Linked DNA regions of Homo sapiens: regions 1 and 2 are each linked to region 3. A link is a contact called in ENCODE Hi-C data. All regions are on one chromosome and are shown on one strand. Each heading gives the region's core, a stretch centred on a gene start or an enhancer-like site at or near the end of the contact. The rest is flanking DNA. Distances are from core to core; before and after follow the strand shown.

Evidence for each region. Hi-C counts contacts between places; a loop is a spot of excess contacts on that map. Pooled maps may share reads with other maps.
Region 1: a map of Calu3 shows a loop between it and region 3 (9-fold over the local background). The contact joins two enhancer-like sites. A Hi-C loop is called at or near these places in 5 of 168 maps with a recorded cell type or tissue (A673, Calu3, IMR-90 and 2 more) and 9 of 50 pooled maps.
Region 2: a map with no recorded cell type shows a loop between it and region 3 (4-fold over the local background). The contact joins two enhancer-like sites. A Hi-C loop is called at or near these places in 7 of 168 maps with a recorded cell type or tissue (B cell, CD4-positive, alpha-beta T cell, CD8-positive, alpha-beta T cell and 4 more), 7 of 37 single-sample maps with no recorded cell type and 16 of 50 pooled maps.

Annotation. Positions count from the first base shown.
Region 1 is chr6:23,649,173-23,652,257 of GRCh38, forward strand. No RefSeq gene overlaps it. Among named protein-coding and RNA genes, the nearest start is that of NRSN1, 480 kb to the right of the region's middle. Within about 2 kb of position 1,664, at least 4 of the 41 ENCODE cell types and tissues checked have a DNase peak (open chromatin) inside an H3K27ac peak, as active enhancers do.
Region 2 is chr6:24,282,041-24,285,092 of GRCh38, forward strand. All of the region lies in intron 6 of DCDC2 (doublecortin domain containing 2), which reads right to left. Among named protein-coding and RNA genes, the nearest start is that of KAAG1, 73 kb to the right of the region's middle. Within about 2 kb of position 1,356, at least 4 of the 41 ENCODE cell types and tissues checked have a DNase peak (open chromatin) inside an H3K27ac peak, as active enhancers do.
Region 3 is chr6:20,562,978-20,566,219 of GRCh38, forward strand. All of the region lies in intron 4 of CDKAL1 (CDKAL1 threonylcarbamoyladenosine tRNA methylthiotransferase), which reads left to right. Among named protein-coding and RNA genes, the nearest start is that of CDKAL1, 30 kb to the left of the region's middle. Within about 2 kb of position 1,939, at least 4 of the 41 ENCODE cell types and tissues checked have a DNase peak (open chromatin) inside an H3K27ac peak, as active enhancers do.

The sequences.
Region 1 (3,085 bases), core at 414-2,913, 3.1 Mb after region 3:
TAACAGTTTAGATTAAAAATTGATGAAGTTGTGTTAGGACCAAGAGGTTGTAATAATAGCTTTGTTCATTCAAAGTAGTCTTCATGAAGAATACGAGGCTGGGTGTTTTTCAAAACAGGTATGTATGAAGAAGGAATAATTTTCTAGATCATAACAAATATTAACACATTTTGAAGGGTGCATTGTTTATTGCTTAAAAATTCCGTTACTAGTTATTTGCCACAATAATTGGGGATGTAGCAATGAAGATTTCCATTGCAATGCTAATTAGAATAGCTAAATAATTTTGACATTCAAAGATATCAAACTACAGGGGACTGCCCCAGCATCTCTTGAAGTTGCATAATTGGCACGGTGGCTGCACCCTCTTCTAAGATATGTAGATAGTGCCCCAAGATGAGGGGTGTAAAAGCCTGGATGCTGTGGAAGCCGTCCTGACTGTTGAGAAGAACCAGAAGCTGGTCCTTCTGTATCTGCTTGCCCTGGGTTCTGCCCGCACAGACTCTATCTTGGTGACTTCCTAGAGAGCCATTTCCTAGACGAGGAGGGAAAAAGAACTCAGCAAGAAGACCGGTGACCACCTGTCCACCCTTCACAGGCTGGACTGGGCCAGTCTGTCTTCCAAAACCTCCCCGTGAAGCAGCACTGGAAGGCTCTGGAGCCCGTGTCGTTTGAGAAGCTTCTCTGCATCGCCTGGTACCAGGGCTTCTGGTACCTCCATCCACTAGGCAGCTGTTTAAGTACCTCCAGGGTATTTAAAAAGCTCCAGGCCCTGTGTCTCAAGCTGTGAACCAGTTGGAGACAATAAAGCCTTTTGCAGCAAAACCAATAAATAAAGATATAACCACATAAAATGCCAGCCAGATATTATTTGTTACTAACATATTCATAACATACTTTTAGAGAAAAATAATTTGTTTACAAAATAAACTGTACCGTGTGTGTGTGTGTGAGAGACAGTGAGAGAGTGAGAGAGAGAGAGAGACAACTTAATATATTCCCAAATTGTGGGGTTTTTCAGTTTTTCGTATTTTTTGGTTTTACATTTTTTACAATAAGCATATTGCTTCCACAGTTGGAAATAAGTTGTTCTAGTTTTTATTAAAATAAACAAGAGAGTACAGGATGAGCTGTGAACAACTTTAGATTTGGGAGGGATGCTATATCAAGGGCTTATCAAAAGGCCATCTTACTCTCCTCTCTTTTAACGAAGGCCTCTCAGTAATGCCTTCTCGATTTATTTTCCCTTTTCTCCTCTCCAAAGCATTCTTCAACTTGTTTATGGCCAGGTATTTTGTTTCCTATTGATTACTTGCTTTTTAGTACACCATGCAATGGTGTGCCCCCAGGATGGATATCTAACAGAATCAAGGCTGCTTCAGACTAGTGACATCTTTGTCGAAGGTAACGCAGCTTGACCCTGTGGAAAAAGCAGCTGCTTTGGGTAAGGAGAGCCGTGAGGAGTGAACACTTAAGGGCTTGGAGAGAAGAAAAACAAGCATAAAGGTAACAACCACAATTTTTAGAGAAGGAAGATAAAGGAAATCTGATTTAAAGCTATCTCCTCAGTCAGCTCAGCCTAATGGGTCCTGGCATTCTGGGTGGCACTCTCATGCATCCACGAGGGGACTGGGGTTCAAGGAGCAATCAGATTTAAGACAATTGGCATTCAGCCTCCGCGAGGAGCAGGGACAGAGGGCTCTTTGTTGAATCAGGCAGCCAGAGAGTACCTTGTGCTGAGCAAGATCTGGATTAAGGGCGTGCATGCTCGCTTGTCACAAATGTTTTATTGTGTGTCTGGGCAAGTCATTCTCACTTGTTAAGGAACAGCCAGGGTTTTGTTCTGTATGGGCCTAAAATAAACCAGAAAAATCAGAGGGCCTTAGGGTGGGAGGGAGCAGGAGGAGTAAGAGTTCAGGTTTATGGTCTATTTCTGTTTGGTTAGCTCTTTGGCTTTTTGAATAAAAAACTTCCCAGGGATTTTAAGGTTTAAAGTCTTCATTATCTCTAATTTTAAAGGGTCATTTATGCTGATAATTCTTAAATCTCAACTGGAATAAGAAATTCACTCGTTATCTCAATATAAATGTCATCTTGGTAAAGTGCATTACATAAAATCAAAGTGTCTTAACTCTGACACACCAGATCAGCTGAGTTAAGACAATGGCAACCAGTGAAGCGGCCTATTTTGAGTGTAGTTTTCCTTCATATTTTTTTATCTATGTCTCCTTTCGAAAAATATAAAAGTCTCACAGACACAGTTATTTGAAATACCACTAACGCAATGAAAAACAAATCAAACACTGGGAATGTTTGCTTTTATTTTTTCCCAAACTACACATTCTCGTTTCCCCATTCTGACATTTCCCCAAATCTACCACCTCCTCCCAGGACTGTGTGATCCCTATTGATAACCAGTAATTGTTTTCATGTAATCAGAAAATCTGATCTCTAATCTCAAGCACTGTTTTAACTTAGCTGCCTCCTGTGCTTGCATAAGTTACTTATTCTCTCCAGATCTCAATTTTTCCATCTATCAACTGTGGATGCTATAACCTGTCTTTTTATCTAACAGGGTTGCTGAGATTCAAGAATGACAACAAATTTTAAGACACTTTGTGAAATAGAGAACAATAGGAGTTATGATGTAAGGCCTTCAACTTTGTCATTGAAGTATAGCTAACACACAAAGTCCACATCCTACCCCAAGAAGGAACAGTAGAGCTTACTCACAGTGTCCTTTACCTCTGGGCATCTCAAAAGGACAATTGAAAAAACTGTAAATGTGCTCATTGCTTTTGAGAGAGTCACAAAGTTTAGGGCATGGCTTAAGCCCAAGAAAATTAAGCAGCCTGTGGAAGAGGATAGAGATGATTGCACTGGATGTAGCTAAAGATGGCAAAGTGTTTGCCAATGAACAGATGTAGACCTTGAAGGAGAAGAAGACAAGGTGGGCTGCTCTTGCTTCCTGTATACTAGGATCACAGAGAGGGATGGTGTGCCGGAGGTCCAGACGTATGTGCTAAGTTGCTAACAGCTGCTGAAAGAACCAAAATAACCACTGGAATAGAAATGCAGCCTCCCA
Region 2 (3,052 bases), core at 106-2,605, 3.7 Mb after region 3:
AAGTGGAAGAAATCAAGAAGCAGCCTAATTTGACAGGGTGTCCTATGCAAAAACTAGACCCCTTGAGATACTCCAACCACTGTCCTGCCCTTTGTCTCACATGCATATCAGTATATCCAAAAGGAATACCAAATCTCTGGCTCAAACAAACAAAAAGCCTAAAACAGCCTCCAATCATCCCTCACTCTACCAAGATTGGGATATTTTTTGTTTTGTTTTTTTTTGAGACTCTCACCCTACTGCCCAGGCTAGAGTGCAGTGGTGCTATCTTGGCTCACTGCAACCTCCGCCTCCCAGGTTCAAGTGATTCTCTTGCCTCAGCCTCCTGATTAGCTGGGATTACAGGCACCCGCCACCACACCTGGCTAATTTTTGTATTTTTAGTAGAGAAGGGGTTTCACCATGTTGGCCAGGCTGCTCTCAAACTCCTGACCTCAAATGATCCTCCCCACTTGGCATCCCAAAGTGCTGGGATTACAGGCGTGAGCCACCACACCTGGCCAAGATTGGGATACTTCTTAAACAGTTCCCTAGGCTCTTTCCAACTAGATCCAACCAACTCAGGTTTTTTTCATTAGCATAAAAACTCATTTCCAGTCCCCATGAAAATGTGCCAAAAACATATAGACCAAAAAACATCAAATTTAAAATAATTTCGTGAGAGGTTTGCCTCAGTGAGCAGCCTTCACGATGTATTTCATGGGTGCACCCAGAGACATTATAAGCTGGGGGTGGGGGGTAGGGACTAGACGGGGACTGCACCTGACATTTCTCTCATCTGCATATCTGGTGATGACAAGAGTAAGAAGCCCTTTTACCTATACCAGCCTCAGTTTCCCCCATGGCAAAATGGAGTTTTGGAGTATAAGGAATTCATCTTAATATGTGTATAACTTGCTTCACAGTGACATTGTGATACTTGAATAATAACGAAATTTTTTTGTCAAAACCGTAGAAATCATAATATTTGATCCTGTAAACTACTGACCATAAGATGTATAAGCCAAATGGTAATAAGGACAACAAAAGATCATTTAGTCGTTGGCTTTCACTTTCAAATACTTTCCTAATTTTTTCGTCTTTTCCGATAGAGGGTGCTATGATTCTACATGGTGTCACCTTGTCACTAGAAAACAGCCTTCTGCAGATGGGTTTATTCTTCAAGCTCAGCGAATTTAAGATAATTTATTTACATCTTCCTTTTGTTTTTAAGGCTAGAATCACAACTTAAAATTTTTCTCAACATGCTAATTTCTGTGACTCCCGCAGCACTGAGGCTATAAAAGGAATGACTTCTGGTCTGTCTTGCTTTGCACAAGGCATTCCCCAGGCTCCCTGACCAACTCAGTTACGCACCAGCAGGGGTCCCTGTGTACACTATGGCAGCTGCTTTCTCTCTTTCTCTCTCAAGCTCTACCAGTCCCTCATCCACACTCCCTTCTATATGCAAAAGAGCAATTCCTAGAAAGCCATGTAGGGAAAAATAAATTTCTAAAACTCTAGTTCTGTGTCCCCTTTGATTTGCATCATGAATTTAGGGTGCTTTCCCCATGGATTTTGCAGTGGTTCCTACAGCCAGAAGCTAAGCTCTCCCCACACAGTCCCCTTCACTCACACCCCTCCTCGCAGTGCCAGGCAGCTAATGATCTATAAAATGCATGCATTCTCCTGGGAACCAATTCATTAAAGGAAAGGAGTAAATTAATCCTGTTAAAAATCGAGCTTGTGACTTTGGATTTACTGGCATAGGAAGTTCTGTGTGGCTCAATGCCAAACATTCACACACTGCCTAAGCCGAGTTTGTGAGAACCTACCAGGCACTGGGCACTGTGCCAGGGGTTATTCTCCTCTACTCAAACGTGACCTCCTGAAAGAGGCCTTTCCAACCACCCAGCTGAAATAGCACCCTCTCTCACTTCCTCTTCCCATGTCTTCATGTATTTTTATTCATGTTTATCCCTGGTGTATATCACACGTATTGTGCATTTGTTTCTGGAATGTAACCTCCGTGCATTTAGTACTTCAGAATCTCTGGGCCCTGAAGCACCAGAACAGTCCCAGGACATCATATGAACTCAATAAATAGTTGTTGGATCAGCGAATCAGTCAATGACAATATACTCAAAGAAGAGTTATAATAGATGTCCGCCCCCACTGCGGCCACCTAGCGGACTCACCTATATCACATACCTGTACGTGTCCCACTGCCTCCTGCTTCTATTCTTGCCCCAAACCATTTCTCTAGAGATACCACAGCCAGAATGAGCACTTAAAAATGTAAAGCAGGCCAGGCGTGGTGGCTCACGCCTCTCATCCCAACACTTTGAGAGGCCGAGGCAGGTGGATCATGAGGTCAGGAGTTCAAGACCAGCCTTGCCAAGATGGTGAAACCCCGTCTCTACTAAAAAAAAAAATACAAAAATTAGCCAGGCATGGTGGCGGGCGCCTGTAATCCCAGCTACTCGGGAGGCTGAGGCAGGGAATTGCTTGAACCCGTGGGGCAGAGGTTGCAGTGAGCCGAGATCATGCCACTGCACTCCAGCCTGGGCAACAGAGTGAGACTCTGTCTCAAAAAAAAAAAAAAAAAAATTTTTTTTGAAGCAAATTATATCACTCCCTCCCTATAACCCTCAAATGGCACCCCATCAAGAAATAAAATCCAAACTCTTTGCATGCCTATATGATTGAGCCCTGCCTGCCTCTCCGATTTCATTCACGGCCTTCTTTCTGCCCTCCTCACATGCCAGGCTCTTTAGCAAGGGCCTGTGTGACTTTGTTTCCTCTGCCTTGGATGCTCTTCTTCCCCGGCCTCATCCCTGGCACAATTGGCTGTGTTAGATATCATTAAGGTCTCAGTTTCAGACAATTTTATATAAATCAATGCCCTGCTACATTTTATTTTCCCCATAGCATTTATCACCATTTGAAACTATTTGTACATTTGTTTACTAGTTGATCGTCTGTCTACTCCCATTCATCCCATCCATACCCTCCCCCCCACACACACATACATGCACACACACACACTAGAATGAAAGCACCATAAATCTAA
Region 3 (3,242 bases), core at 689-3,188:
TTGACTCTTTCTCTGCTTTCACTCCTTCAGCAGTGTTTTCAGTAGCCTTTTTGGTGATCTTATTGACTTGTCTTTTTTCTGATGTTCTTTTTAATTGAATTGCTATATGATATAAGATGGAATGATTGTGTTTTAACCATGATCTTCAAGTCTGCTGTGTAAAGAACTAATGATTGCAGTTTGAGTAAAATTCTTAGTAACAAGTGAATCAAAGATAAAGATAGATCATTGAGAATATTTTTTTTCTCTCCATGAGGAAGTTCATTATTAGCTAGCTTACAAAAATGAAGGAATTGTGAGAGTGTTCTGGAATAAATGTTATGGCTTAATAAAACTATTCAGAAAATCACTGAACAATACAAAAGTGGAAGACATTGAAAATGGTATATGGACACATCTAAGATCAAAATTAAGCCAGAGAAGCTTTAGGGAGAGTATTTGAAGCTTATCATTTCCATTTGTAACGGCTTTTTATATTGTGGTGTAAAATCATGTGCAAGCCATAAACAAGGGCTTTTAAAAATATTTTTGTTAATTTTTTTTTAGTTTTATAGAGATGGTGTCTCACTGTGTTGCCCAGTCTGGTCTTGAACTCCTGACCTCAACTGATCCTCCCATCTCAAATTCCCTAGTCACTGGGATTACAGGCATGAGCCACCACACCTAGCCAACGAGGGCTTTTTTTTTTTCTCATTAACATAGAGATATGAAGAATACTATATTGGATTAAAAGTTTTTGCATTTGTGAAGTGTAAGCAGCTGTGTGAATGTAGTCAATGTGTATTCTTCATTTAATAAACATAAGTATCTTTTCCTTTCCAAATTATACAAAAAATACTAAAAGCAATCAAACGATTTTTACAGAATCTTAACTAATATAAAAATTTGTTCATTGCTTATAATACAGAATAATTATATAACTTGGCTCATTATCTAAGCTTAATGAATTAATGTTGGAATGTAAAAACGAGCAATTTTAAGCCAGCGATGGCTCAATCATTTTTAACTGAGGGATTTTGGGATCAATTACTAAAATGTTCTGAGCCTCAGTGTCTTTAAAATGTAATGATGCTCTATTAATCTCATGAAATTGAAGTGAAAACAAATGTGAGGTAATATGTTTTTGGAAATATTTATAAGTTTAAAAATAGCCTGCTTGGTACTTGTGCCTGTAATGCTAGCTACTCAGGAGGCTGAGACAGGTGAATTACCTGAGGCCAGGAATTTGAGTCTGTCCTGTGCAACATAGCAAGACCCCATCTCCAAAAAAGCTAATATATTTATAAAGCTTAAATGTTATAAAATGATAAACTGATGGTTTTTGAATTCTTTGCTCTACTCACCTTTCATCTGTTAAAGATGTTTTTGTACAATTTAGCTCAGTTCCTAAATATACCAAAAGATGGCACTGTTTACCTATGTTTAATATTTTAATTTGCATTTTTTGATGAAAAAGTGTGTTGAATGTTTTATCTACAAATGTTTTAAATTGAGGTTATTTTTTTACATTTAATTTTCTGTTTTGTAAATGGATCTTTAATTCATGTAAAGTTTACTAGGACCAGGTTTCATTTTTATTTTGAAATGGTTTGGAAATTCAGATATTTAACAATCATTTTGTAGATATAAACTCCTGTGTGATCCATTGTAATTAATGATAAAACCTTGTATTAATGTGACAGCTAATGTTTCATGGAAAACCTAGTTGCTTTTGTATAACAAAAACCATTAAATTTTTTAAGCCTCTGAAAACAGTCCAGTGATTAAAACATGACAGCCACAAATAAATTATTTATGTGGCTTTTAGGTCACACTGCCCAGGTTTATTCATTTTAGAAAGTTATTTTATCTTAAAAGTACCTTTGAAAATGTAGCAAAACCTTTCATTGCTTGAATTTCCTACTCACAGTTGTGTGATGAGAGGAGAATCTAGGTCCAGGTCCTGCGAAGAGCTTCTCTGGGTGAGAAATGCAAAAATTAGATAATATGAATTTGACTTGAAGTGAGGGTTATTTATATAGCAGGATGTGGTGAATACACTTCCCATACAGTTAGACGGAAACCTCCTGATTGTTCATTTATACAGCCTATTACATCCAATGTAGTTTATGACCTAGAAAGAGAATACAAGTAGGATATTTTTTTATCCCATCAAAGCTATCTATATATATATATATTTTTAAATGAACAGCATTTGTCAGTGATTTTTACAGGGGTGAAAAAGCACAAGACAGTTCCATTACTATTATAAAATGTTTTACTTTTGTTGTGGGGGTAAGTTTAGAAGTCCAAGATATAATAATTTCAGATGTGCTTCTACTGTTTCCTTTACTTAAAAGTAGGGACTATTTTGAGGCAATATAATTTGTATGTTTCAGTTTTTATTTCTCTCTGAAAATCACTTTTTAGGGTACCATGCCTTGGAAAGAAAGTTTACATTTTTTTCCGTTAAAAACCCATCCTCCTAACTCTGAAATGACTGTCTCAGTTACTAAATGTATATAGCTTGGGGGAAGTGAAGGCACAGTTGGCAGTTAGAGGTTTGTTTTTATGTTCATGGGAGTATATGTGCTTATATTTAAATGTTCACTCTTCTAGCAGGGTTTGTTGATGTTAGTAATATGCTACATATGCGATTTGTCTGAATTGTTTAAAAATGCATAATTACAGGAGGATTTGATTATTCAGCAACAGTTCCAGTAGCTAAAGACTATCATATAGATATTTTCTTCCAGTATTTGACAGTGGTTCTGTGAGCTATGAGTAGCATAAAAAATAAAAAGAAGATACTGTGACTCTTTAATACCCTAGAGGCCGTAGTCTTAGGATATTCTTACTGTAGAGATGAAAAAACAGGGCTTCATTAACAAACTGAACTGCTATTTCACCTCTTTTAGTAGATGTGTAATTCTGTGGGTTTGGTAAATAACAAAGGCTTTTTTCCTAAATGATTTAATGCTTTCAGATTTTTGTGGGAAAATTAGAAAAAGCAAAAATGCACTCAGTGATTTTTTTTTTAAACCCCTTTGTTTCTGGACAAATGGACAAAGATAGTTAAGTGTCCCAAAAATGGTTTTAACAGGCTTCCCTCTCCAACCCCATACATACCCTGGCTGTCCATAATTCCAATTTTGGGTAGGTAGTAAAATGTGATATTAGACTACGAGTATTTTCCCTCCAAATAATACTTGTGATTAAAAGAAATGCAATCAAATAGCATTATATATTCGTTATGAAAGAAA